Regions from separate parts of the Homo sapiens genome. Here region 2 is linked to region 1. Evidence: chromatin contacts called from ENCODE Hi-C data. All regions are on one chromosome and are shown on one strand. Each heading gives the region's core, a stretch centred on a gene start or an enhancer-like site at or near the end of the contact. The rest is flanking DNA. Distances are from core to core; before and after follow the strand shown.

Evidence for each region. A loop is a pair of places that touch in the nucleus more often than their neighbours do. Pooled maps may share reads with other maps.
Region 2: a loop to region 1 is called in a pooled map, with 7 times the contacts of the local background. The contact joins the promoter of S100A11 here to the promoter of TDRKH in region 1. A Hi-C loop is called at or near these places in 2 of 168 maps with a recorded cell type or tissue (B cell and naive thymus-derived CD4-positive, alpha-beta T cell) and 13 of 50 pooled maps.

The regions. Positions count from the first base shown.
Region 1 is chr1:151,786,147-151,792,236 of GRCh38, forward strand. TDRKH (tudor and KH domain containing) reads right to left here and starts at 4,354. Exons shown (of 13, transcript NM_001083965.2): 1 at 4,234-4,354. It overlaps TDRKH-AS1 (TDRKH antisense RNA 1), which reads left to right and starts at 4,603. Exons shown (of 2, transcript NR_146292.1): 1 at 4,603-5,099. RefSeq lists a silencer at 4,039-4,298.
Region 2 is chr1:152,034,390-152,040,434 of GRCh38, forward strand. S100A11 (S100 calcium binding protein A11) reads right to left here and starts at 2,615. Exons shown (of 3, transcript NM_005620.2): 1 at 2,524-2,615. The coding sequence starts at 2,526. RefSeq lists enhancers at 684-978, 4,076-4,235 and a silencer at 1,824-2,118.

The DNA.
Region 1 (6,090 bases), core at 3,104-5,603:
ATCTGGAAGAGTAAAGAGAGAAAGGAGAACATCTAGCACCGAAATCTCACTGAGGAGCAGATATAGTCAGGTAAGGGAGGCTGGAGGTAGATTTCTTACAACAGTCATCCTCTCTTATCCTCGAGGAATATGTTCCAAGAACCCCAGTGGATGCCTTGGAGTACTGAAAACTATAGGTTTTTTCAATCTGATAACCAAGATGGCTACTAAGTGACTAAGAGGCGGGTAGCATATACAGCATGGATATGCTGGACAAAGGCAGGATTCTCGTCTGGGCCAGGATGGAGATTTCACCATGCTAGTCAGAATGGTGCACAATTTAAAACTTAAGAATTGTTTACGTATGGAACTTCCCATTTAATCTTTTTGGACCAGGATTGACTATGGGTAAGTGAAAGCAAAACCACGGAGAAGGGTAGACTACTACACTGTCATACAGATGACCAGAATTTGCATCTGGCCTCACAGCTTTACTGATCAACAGAACTGAATAAAGTTCTTCAGAGAACTACCAGAAGTTTGCCAAATCTATTTTTTCTATATCCTGGTTTTAAACAAATTTAATCCACCTTCTTGCCCGGACTCAAAAGCCTGAGCAAATAATAAAACGGCCTTTTACTACCCGAGGTGGGGGATGGGTACCTCTTTTCAAGGGTGTCGTCTATTTTGGGTCATTAGTTACTCAGTGAATTCAGTATATCATTTTTAGAGACTATCAATCTGAGGGAATACTGTTCTCTCCCGACCTTTTTAGAATGTAGGACAGAAAGGGTTGAGGTTAATGTAGGCTGTTTGTTTTCATTTATGAGGTTCTTTTCCCAAGTCATTGGATAAGCTTCTCTTTTTTTAAATACACTGCAAATAAAAGCTTTCACCATCCTGAAAGTTTGGATGGTATTATATAAGCATCGTTGTATATACCAAAGGAAAGGAAACAAGTTGTTTCATAAAGGAGATTTTTGACTTAAATAATTCTTGAATACACACCTCCCAAACTGCTACTTTCCTACATTGAGATGGTTTATTCTTGGTGTCTAGAAAGAATTTGACTTCTTTTGTCCCCTGATTACTTTAGATATATATATTTTTTGAGACGGAGTCTCACTCTGTTGCCCAGGCTGGAGTGCAGTGGCACGATCTCAGCTCACTGCAACCTCTGCCTCCCGGGTTCAAGCGATTCTTCTGCCTCAGCCTAATGAGTAGCTGGGACGACAGGCACCTGCCACCATGCCCAGCTAATTTATGTATTTTTAGTAGAGACAGGGTTTCACCATATTGGCCAGGATGGTCTCGAACTGCTGACCTCATGATCCGCCCACCTCGGCCTCCCAAAGTGCTGGGATTACAGGCGTGAGCCACTGCGCCTGGCTTAGGTATTTTCTTATATGACCACTAAAGTGCAAAGCTTGTTTCCATTATTAATGCATCTTGGTTAAATAGTGCTAGCTCTTTCTTGTGTGCTGAGCACGTTGGGGACAGAAGGAGGAAGAAGAATTTCTACTTGGAAATATTCATAGTCTAGGAAACATAAACACCAAAACAGGCTGGGCACAGTGGCTCATGCCTGTTAATCCCAGCACTTTGAGAGGCTAAGGTAGGAGGACTGCTTGAGACCAAGTATTCAAGACTAGCCTGGGCAACATAGTGAGACTCTGTTTCTACAAAAAAAAAAAAAAAAAAAAAAAAAAAAAAATTAGCTAGGCGTGGTGTTGCACACCTGTAGTTCCAGCTACTCAGGAGGCCGAGGTGGGAGATGGCTTGAGCCCAGGAGGTGGAAGCTGCAGTAAACTGATGACACCACTGCACTCCACCCTGGGCAACAGAGCGAGAATTTGTCTCAAGGGGTTTAAAAAAAAAAAGTATAGGGCAAGATGTGTGTAGGTTATATACAAATAATATGCATCTTATACAAGGGACATGAGCATCTATGGATTTGGGTTCTGCAGGGTTCCTGGAACCAATCCCCTGCAAATAACGAAGGGAGGGACAACTGTATAAATTCTTGGTCAATGCGACAGTTGAAAGTAGCTAGAACCTTAAGGTTTATTTCTTAGATGGTGTATAGTTGAAAATCATCTCATTAAAATACAACTCACTTTTCTTCCGCAAACCTATACTACATGAATGAACTGCACTAAATGGACATTTATTCAAGCCAATAAATATCGAATTCTGATGTGTGCTTGACCCTCGGGACACAACAGTCAAGATAGATTTGGCAGCTGCCTTCATGGAGTTTCCTGTCTGGCAAGGAAGATCTTGACAGGCAGGAGTCTTTAGGTCTTAAGGGCTTTGGGAAACTGAAATCTAGCCCTGTGAACAAGAATAAACTGGATCTGTATTTTCATGCTGTCTGCTTTTAAAAACTGGCCATAATTGATGCTTATGGGGCATAGAAATCACAAGATTTTATAACTAGAAGGGACTACAGAACTTATTTGATTCCATTAATAACGTTGCAATTTGGGAAACTGCGGCTAAGGGATAGAAAAGGATTGATCTAAGATCACACAGCTCATTAGTCATTTCTACACAATACAGTGTGCAATAGAAATAAGTCTGTTTTGATGGCCAGTCATAATCACACCTCTTTACAGAGGCCCAAAGGACTAGCAGCACTTTTGTTTTCCAGTTCTGACACTATCAAGATCAAGTGCAGAGGGGTCTCTGCAGCCAAGGCCCCTCAATCTCGACCCCCTACACTGGGTTGAATTACATTGCTATGGGTTTCCACAGAATCCCCAATATCCCTTGATAACACATGCCATGCTTGTCATTCTTGATTAACATCTGTGTCCGTGGTGAGGAGAATGAATTGAAGGCAGCAACCGTGGCTGCAGGAGACCAATCAGGGCCTAGTCCAGGTGTCAATGATGGAGATGGAGAACAGATGAATTGGAGAGTTTGTTGTTGTTTATTTAGAGACAGAGCCTTGGTCTGTCACCCAGGATGGAATGCAGTGAATGATAATAGCTCACTGCAGCCTTGAACTCCCGCAGTCGTCCGGCGTAGCTGAGATTATAGGTGCGGTTTTGGCCGACTTCTATTTGAAGCAAAAGGTAAATTTCACTAACTCCTCTTCAAACATTACAAATGAATTTGTGCTAATTGAGTTATCAGCTGATGTCTCAAAAAATGAGACTCTACTTGATCTGTCACTATGGTTTTGTTCACAATTTTCATATCCTTTCAGCTATAAGTTTCTCTTAAAGAGAAATGGAAAATAATATAATGTAAACGGGGATAACTGCATAGTACTGACTGCTAGCTTGTGTTTGATTTTATTACTTAAAAATTGAATGGGAAGGAGGAAAATACTAGAACTTAAGACCACAGTTTCTAGGGGAAGCTAAGAAGAGAAGATGAGGATCATTGTTCAGTGAGGAATGTGGTTAGATAATGGTTTTCAGTGAAAGCTAACTTTGAAATTTCCTGACATTTGTATTGAACAATTGCCAAAAACTATCTGATATGCATCGCTAAGGCTTACTTTATCATTTAAAATGACAGGAGTCAAATAGGATGTGATGAGAAGTCAAATCACATTGTTAGCTCCATGAAAGCATAGATAACTCATTCCAGTATCTCCTAATAACCAGAACCTACAAAGAACCTACAACATGGTGACATGCTTGAATCGAAGCAGCTCAATGTTCTCATCCTTGGTACGTTTATTTTAAATTCACGAGAAAAAAAAAAGTGTCAACCCCTTTCTCTCAAAACAAGGAAAGGGTCTAAAAGTCAGTCTTTGAAATAGGGGTCTCCAGCCAACCCCCACGATGATACCTGGATTAAGGAATGAGGGATACTGGAAAAACAAAAACCCCAATGTATTATTCTGACGACTGTAAACAGCCATCCTATTAGCGATAACTAAAGAAAAAGCTGGGGAAAGTTAAAGGCAAAGTGATATACGGATGGCAGCTCTCAGTCTCAAAAAGGCCCAGTGGAAGAGTCTGAACTGACTCAGGGCAAACACAAACGCTCCCGCACCGGGTCCGTTGTGGCGTAAGCGGGTGACTGGAGCATCTTCCTCAGATACAGTTACGAGTTCCCAGTGGGTCAAGTTGCCCCCGAGCGGCGTCTCACAGCCCAGGGCTCTGACTCCCCCGCTGCGCCCCACATCCTTCCCTCGCCCCGGGGCACGCCAGACCCCTCCCTTCCCTCGCTCCCGCATTTCCGTCTCCTAGTGGCCAGGGCTGCCCATGACCCTGTCTTTCCCACTCCCCAAACCTTCGGTCTCCATCCTCGCCTTTACCGCTGCTCCAGTCAGCCGTCGAGTGCGCCGCCTCGCGCCTCACCCCAGCTGCAGCCACCAGCGCCGCCGCCTCCCACTCACACCACCACAGTGAGCCCCGCCGGCGGCGCTTCAGCCGCCACTTCCCCGCCCCCGCAGCCCGACAGCACCAATCAACACCCTGCTCGCAGTCCGACCAATCGCCTTCTCCCGTCACAACCAATCCTTCCGCGGGCTGCCCCTGAGCGACGTGGCTGCTGCTAGCCGCTGCCCAATTACCCGGATGGAATCCAAAGCAGGCCCACCCTGTCAGCCAATAAGATCCAGGAAAAGCAGATGTTGTTAACTGAGACCGCACCTGCTGAGAATTAAACAGCCAATTACAAGCTTCCCGGCGTCCTCGCAGACCACCTCTAGGCCAATTACCGAGGAGTTTTCTATCTTCTAACCCTTGGAGGAAAATCTGCGCTCCAGCAGCTGGGACCGAGGCATGAGAGCGTTGAATCATGAGTGGCACCGTTCGCAAAAATTGGTGTCTTTGTACAAAGACAGTGCCACAACACAACTCAGTGACCATCGGGAGAGCAGCCTCATGATGGGCGATGCTCCATCAGTTTTCTCTTGCGATCTTTTGCATAGATCGGTCCCGCCCCGCATATGGCGATGAGGACTCAAGAGACACGGAAAACGTTTTCTTTCTGGAAAACATGAAATAGGCTTTGTAGATGGACAGGAAGTCAAGGGACAAGCGGTGCGCCGCAGAGAGCGAGGACCCACTCTTCTATTCCTTTGCGGAGGCACGGACACACGGTGTGGCCCGAAACAGCGGCAGGAGAGTGAGACCCGGGCTCCGACCGCGGTGGTAAGGGGGCGGCGGGCCATAGGGGCGCCAGGGGCCCACCCTTCCCTGGGGATTCGAGGAAACGGGTCGAGGCGACAGCGTGAAGGCCTACGCCGGGGGAGGGGGTGGTGGCGGGGGGCGTTTCTGTGGGGGCGAGGAAGGGAGCGGGTCTCCGCAGGCGGAAGTTTGCTTTGGAAGATTTTATTCCAGACGCTGTCCTGGTCCCTGGACGGTTAGGAACGGTTGGGTCCTGCTACTGCCTCCGTGGGGCAGGGAGCCTCGCGAGACCAGCACTGCGCCCTACTCGGTCCACCCTGTCCCCGCTCCGCGCTAGGGGCTCACCCTGGGAACAGGGGTCGGGCGATCCTGGTCATTGGGGGATCTTCCGCACTAGCTTCCATCACAATACCTGGCAGGTGATGAGCAATAAATATTTGCTGAAAGAACGCAAGGTTGTATCTTTTGTCAATTAGGCAGATGCCTTTGGGCCTCAGGTTTTGCTTTCTATTAATATAAAAATGTGTATGCGTTTTGAATAAGTAATACATTTACATTCTACAAAATTCAGAAGAAACAAGGTTATTATAGTGAATAAATTTTCCTTCCTTCAAGGCAACTAGGGTTACCAGTTTCTTGTGAAAAATTTCACAAGATATTCTATAGTTAACGTGTGTATATGTGTAATATATAAAGTGTATATATATATACACACACATATATTTTTTTAACCCAGTTGATAACATACATACTATTTTGCAACTTTCTTTGATACAGTCTGGAAATGTTTCCGTAGCAGCATATACGTATCTGCCTCATAGTGATAGTTTCATAGTATGCCTGAGGGATATATGAAGATATATTTAACCAGTCCTTTAACATTTGATTGATATGCAAGGATACTTCATTTCCCTCTTGCATATGTGTATGATAAATACTTAGAAATGCAAGTGCCAAGTTAAAGAAATGTGTGCATTGTTTTTTCATTTGGATAGATAAAATTTTGTAAATTCCC
Region 2 (6,045 bases), core at 1,365-3,864, 250 kb after region 1:
AGATGTGAGGAAACGGACAGGAGAAGGGAATGGATATGGCAGAGCCAGCCCTGGAATCTGGGCCTCCCAGTCCCTTTCTGCAGTCCTTAGCCTTGCAGGCTTCCACTTCCTGGTGGGAAATAGTGACAGAGAAGGTGGAGCTTCTCTGGAGGTCACTCCAAACCAGGAAGCTCTCAGGTTGCTGCTTACACAGCATCTACAATGTAAGAGATTTAAATCCTGTACTGGGCTCTTTCCTCACAGCAGAATTTTTCAAGGAAATTCTATAGGGCCCAGTCATCCGGTTCCCCAAGGGGACTTAGGGTCCCAAAAGTGAGGAGCTGTTGGCCTCCCTCTGGTGGGTAGAAGCCGCAATTACAGACTTTCTGGGAAACCGGCCTGGCCACACCCTTCCTCTGAGACTTTACCTACTAGCGTTAACAATGATTTATGTTTGGATGGTGACATTTGCAACTTAGCATTTAGCCTTTCGTTTGTTCTTAGGATGGACTTCCTGGAGGCCAGAGCTAGAGGCTTTCTCACTCCGTAATTAACACGTGCTAAGAACTGATCTGAGCCCTTAGCTACACAGCTGCAGATTGATTCCTCCTTCCTGTACAGCCTTTATGCTGCAGAGATCCTAGCTGAGTCTTGCCTCCCATTGCATCTTACAGCGTTAGAACCCCTGAACCCTAAGAGAGGTGGACTTTTTCCCAAGAATCACATTGTTGGAGGATGATTGTTTTTGTTTTGCTCTAAATTGAACTTTTCATTAAGAAAAGTGTTGGTAGGTTCAGGGGCCTTTAGGGGAGAAACAAAATACCACAGCCTAGAAACAGATGTGTTTGTTCTGTTACAACATGCCCTTCATATCAGGCCTAAAATCTCCCTGTCTTACTAAGGTATCAGATGACAGGAAGGAGACTGGCTGGGAGGCCACACCAGGCTGAGGAGCATGGGCTTTGTCACCTTTCTCTGGAACTACAGATTCTCCCCCTGCCCCTTTTCCTTCCAGAATGCAGACAGTTTTGCTTTTCCAGTTTCACAGTGCCTTTCTGCTTCACATTTTTCTCTCCTTAACATCAGTCTTGGTGTAATTTAGAGATTATTTTCTTTTGAAAACTGTTGCTGTTGCTATCAGCCACAAGGAGAAAATTAAAACCTCTTTGCATTTCCTCCCAGAGGTAATTCTCCAAAGTGAAAGAAAGAGACACAATTATCAAATTACTAAAATGGAACGGCATAATTTGTAGAGCTCCAGGGCACTTTGGAGATGGGTCCTGAGGACGCCCAGAAACCGGAAAGCTCTGCCCAGGGTGGCGCAGTGGCTGAAGGAGAGGAGAACCGGCGCTCTCCACACCTCATGGCACTCTTGGAGTCTTACTTGGTGGGGATGGCGATAGCAAGGAGCAAACATTATGATAAACGGATACTGTGAAATAATTTTTAAAAATGCATGCTAAGCGCTCAACATTTGAGGAAAGAAAAAAATACGATGAAAAAGACGTAGCAATTTTAAAAACCTCAACTATTGTCTTCTCATTCTTAACCAACACCCTCCGGAGCTTTCTGTCCCTGCTGTAGCAGGACTGCAACCCCAGACAGTATGGAAGGGAATGGGCGTGGCTCTGTTCCAATACTTCATTTATGGACGCTGAAGTTTGATTTCCACATAATTTTCACATGTCAGAAAGTATTTTTCTTCTTTTGATTTCTTTCAATCATTTACAAATGTAAACTTTATTCTTAGCTTGTGGGCAGAACAGAAAACCCGACTTGGCCCGCGGGCCAGTTTGCTGACTCTCCACTAAGGAGAGGTAAAGAAAGAGATTTTGGAGGTGGAATTATGGAAAATATGAGTTCAACTGGGAGATGAAAGGAGATAAGAAGAGAAAAATAAGTTACGGAGTGAGTGCCTAAATAGATGGTGGGGTAAAAGGAAGAGGAAGGAGGAGAGGGCTCAGCTGGGACCGGGTTCCTCCCACATTCTTGGCCGCGGCGCTGCGGGCGGCGACGGGCTAAAGTTTCAGTCCCGTTGGGTCTTGGCCGTCTGCCGGGTGCTTACTGAAACTTTGATTTTCCCTGGGGCTAGACGACCAAGTTCTAAAATGTCCCTTTTCTGGTGTACAGAAATAACTAGTGACCCCTCGCAGCTTTCCAGCCCCCTGCCTTAAACTTGCTCCTAGGCGTCTCTGGGCTCCCGGGAGACCGCGGGCGAGGGGCTGGAGGCAGTGACCCACGACGGGTCCCCCCCCCGCGCGGTGAGCGGCCAGCACTTCCTCTTCCCCAGCCCTGGGCCTTGTCGTGACTGGGAAGGCTAAAGAACCTCCGCTGCTACCCTAGGCGGCCACCCCAAGGATGATTTTAGGGCTTCATCCTTCCATCCCTTCTTCCCCAGTTCCCTCCCACGAGGCTGATTTTTCCTGCTGTTTCCTGCCACGTCCACACATAAGTCAAAGATAAAGTCTGCTGGGAAGTATGTGGGTTTTTTTTCTTTTCTTTTTCTTTTCATGTAAGAAGAAGAAGAAGAAAAGTGAGGCTTACCATGTTGGAGCTGAGCGAGGCGCGGGAGGCTGTGGCTGGGAGCGGCGCTGAGAGCTCTGTGCGCGCGGCGTGCGGGTCTGGAGCCTCTCCTCAACCCACGCCCTTCCCGGCCCAGCCTTGCCCAAGCCTTACTCAGACAGCTTCCGCGCCTGCCCCGCCCCTCCCCGCCTCCCGGGCTGGGCCTGGGACCGCGGCCGGCGCTAACCACAGAACTGAGCTTTAAGACTCAAATAAACCCACCGTCCTCTCCAGCGATTTAAGCAGTCTCACTCTCCCTCCTTTCCCTCTTTTCCCTCCTCTTTCCCCCCGGCCCCCTCCACCCCGTCCTGTGATTCCTGAAGATTTTTGACTTTTTAGAATTATAAGTTTTGCACAGTAGTCTTCGGGAAGTCTGTCCATGTCCGTGGGTCTTTCCCATGTATGAGCTCATTCTGGGCATTTAGGTTAGATAGGCAAAAAAGGTCTCTTTTGGAAACAGCAGTGGGCCGGGCGCGGTGGCTCAGGCCTGTAATCCCAGCACTTTGGGAGGCCGAGGCGGGTAGATCACATGAGGTCAGGAGTTTGAGATCAGCCTGACTAACATGGTGAAACCCCTGTCTCTACTAAAAATACAAAATTAGCCTGGCGTGGTGGCACACGCCTGTAATACCAACTACTTGGGAGGCTGAGGCAGAAATATCGATTGAACCCGGGAGGTGGAGTTTGCAGCGAGCTGAGATCGCGCCGTTGCACTCCAGCCGCCTGGGCAACAAGAGCGGAACAATGTCTCAAAAAACAAACAAAAACAGGCCGGGCGCAGCGGCTCACTCCTGTAATCCCAGCACTTTGGGAGGCCGAGGCGGGTGGATCACGAGGTCAGGAGATCGGGACCATCCTGGCTAACGCGGCAAAACCCCGTCTCTACTAAAAATACAAAAAATTAGCCGGACGTGGTGGCGGGCGCCTGTAGTTCCAGCTACTCGGGAGGCTGAGGCAGGAGAATGGCGTGAACCCCGGAGGCAGAGCTTGCAGTGAGCCGAGATCGCGCCACTGCACTCTAGCCTGGGCGACAGAGCAAGACTCCATCTCAAAAACAAACAAACAAAAAACAAAACCAAGAGTGTTAGTTAGGACAGAGTGCGGGTCAGAATTGTAGACAAGTTCCTAGGAGTTGGGGCTCTCTATTGCTCCACAGGGAAGATATTTAACAGTAAACAGTGGTGAGTATTGCCAAATCAATTGCCACGGGATTACTGGGGATTATTGTCAAGGGACAATTGCCACCCCTCTCTCTCAAACTTTTCTGTAAACTGAGGACAGCCACAAAGACAAAATCCGAAAACCAAACTACTGCACTTAAAAATTGATCCGTGCTAGTAAGGCATTTATCTGTGTGCAGTTTGCAATGAAATTAGGAGTTGTATTAAGAATCAGAAGACTTGGGTTCCAGTCTTGTGTCTGTTACTTCATTGCAATACTTTTGACCAGACTTGTCACTCCTTTGAGCTTCCACTTCCTTATTTGTAATAGGTCTTGAGATAGGCCTTTCCTGTTTCATAAGATTGTTAGGACTGTCAAGTAAAGTGAGGGCTTAGAAAGGTCTCCAAAAACTGCAGAGTAGACGCAAATGAAAGATAATGGGCTATAGGCATTGTGTGAACTGCTTCCCTGCACCTGCTCTCACAGGTGCCCTGAGCACGTGAGACAAATCTCCATCTCAGTTCTCAGCTACTCCAGACCCACATTTTCAGTTACTTGTTTATGAATCCACTTGAGAGTCCCACCTGCACTTCAGACTCAATAATTCAGGAATAACTAGTTTTCCCCAAACCTGTTTCTGTCTTCTCTGCTAAGGGTACTATCACTCTACCATTTTCCCTGCTTGAAAGCATTGGAGCCACTGAGTCTAAATGCCTTTTTGACTCACAGTTCTTATCAAGTGCCAGGTAATAGACTTCAAACCTTTGGTGGTGGGGGGTGTTACATGAACGGCTGCTGGGGTTCCTTAATACCTTAAAGTTACATGTAAATTTTTTGCATAAGAGAAATTTTTCTGGCGAAGAGTCCACATCTTTCATCTGATTCTCAGAAAAATTTATGATCCCAACATATTAAGGAATCATTTGTCTAAATTACTCCATAACTCAATCATGAGGCCTTACACACCACAGTTCTTTTCTTTTTTTTCTTTTTTGAGACGTTGTTTCACTCTTGTTGCCTAGGCGGCTGGAGTGCAACGGGGTGATCTCAGCTCACTGCAACCTCCGCCTCCCGGGTTAAAGCGATTCTCCTGCCTCAGCCTCCTGAGTAGCTGGAATTACAGGTGTGCGCCACCACACCCTGCTAATTTTTTGTGTATTTTTAGTAGAGACGGGGTTTCACCATGTTGGTTATGCTGGTCTGGAACTCCTGACCTCGTGATCTGCCCTCCTCAGCCTCCCAAAGTGCTGGGATTACAGGTGAGAGCCACTGCGCCCGGCCACTATAGTTCTTTTTAAGAGAAAATGCCTCACTTAGAACCTGTGCTCAAGGGGCAGCCCAGGTGGCCAAGTTTTGCATGATTTGACACACTGTGACCCTGTTAGAGTGGACTGGGTTGAAGTTAGTCTGGACACCAGCACTGCCAATCTATAGGATGGCTGGTAGTGGATGTTTCATGACATAACATGGAAAGATGAACTAGGGCCAAAAAGCTTCTTGTTTTTGGGAAACTGAAATTAGAAGCACATAGAAAATTAGGCATTTAGAAGAGCTGAAGCTGAACATTTGCATAGACAGAACCATGAAGTCATGGCAAATAAAACTTATGGAGAAGACATCATGAGTAAGTGGAAGCTATGAAATTTGGAAGAAATAGACAGAGGGGAATGTAAGCCAATTGCTAACTGTAAATTAAAGAAAAGGCTACTTGGGTGTTCGCTGAATTGTGAAAATGGTGAACCACTGGGAGTGAAGAGCCTGCAGTCTGACTTCATTAGCGTTTTTGTTCTTCCTAAACCTAGTTGTTAGTTTTTCTTACTTTCTCTATGACATTTATTCTTTCAATAACTCTTCAGCCCCATGAAGTAGCTTGAATGAAACCAAAGGAAAAAGCTAAACCAAATAAGTATGACTTGTTCAGAGCCAGGTTGGGGGATCAGCCCCACCCAGTTAGGGCTGCCTGCTTGACAGCTGCTCCCCAGGGTCACGCTGAAAGGGGTTCATTTCTAGGTTATCAGTCAAAGGAGGGAGAGTTCAGGAAAGGTAGCAGGCAAGGTAGATTTGTCAAAGCAGGCAAACAATGAATCAAACTGAAGGGCTGGAGCCAGCAAGGAGCTGAGGATGAGTGAGAGCTGGTAAACTGACAGCAAGAGACAAAAATAATATACAGATGGGTAAAAGGGCTTATCAGGAAATAAATGTAGGAACTTCCATGGCTCAAGGTAATTCTTATGTGCAGTCTGATCTCTGTGTAGCATTGGGTTGATTCTGAAATGGACACAGTACAGTGACAAATGCAATAACAGGGGTGTGACCAAGACACAATGACAAATGCCAGGAAAG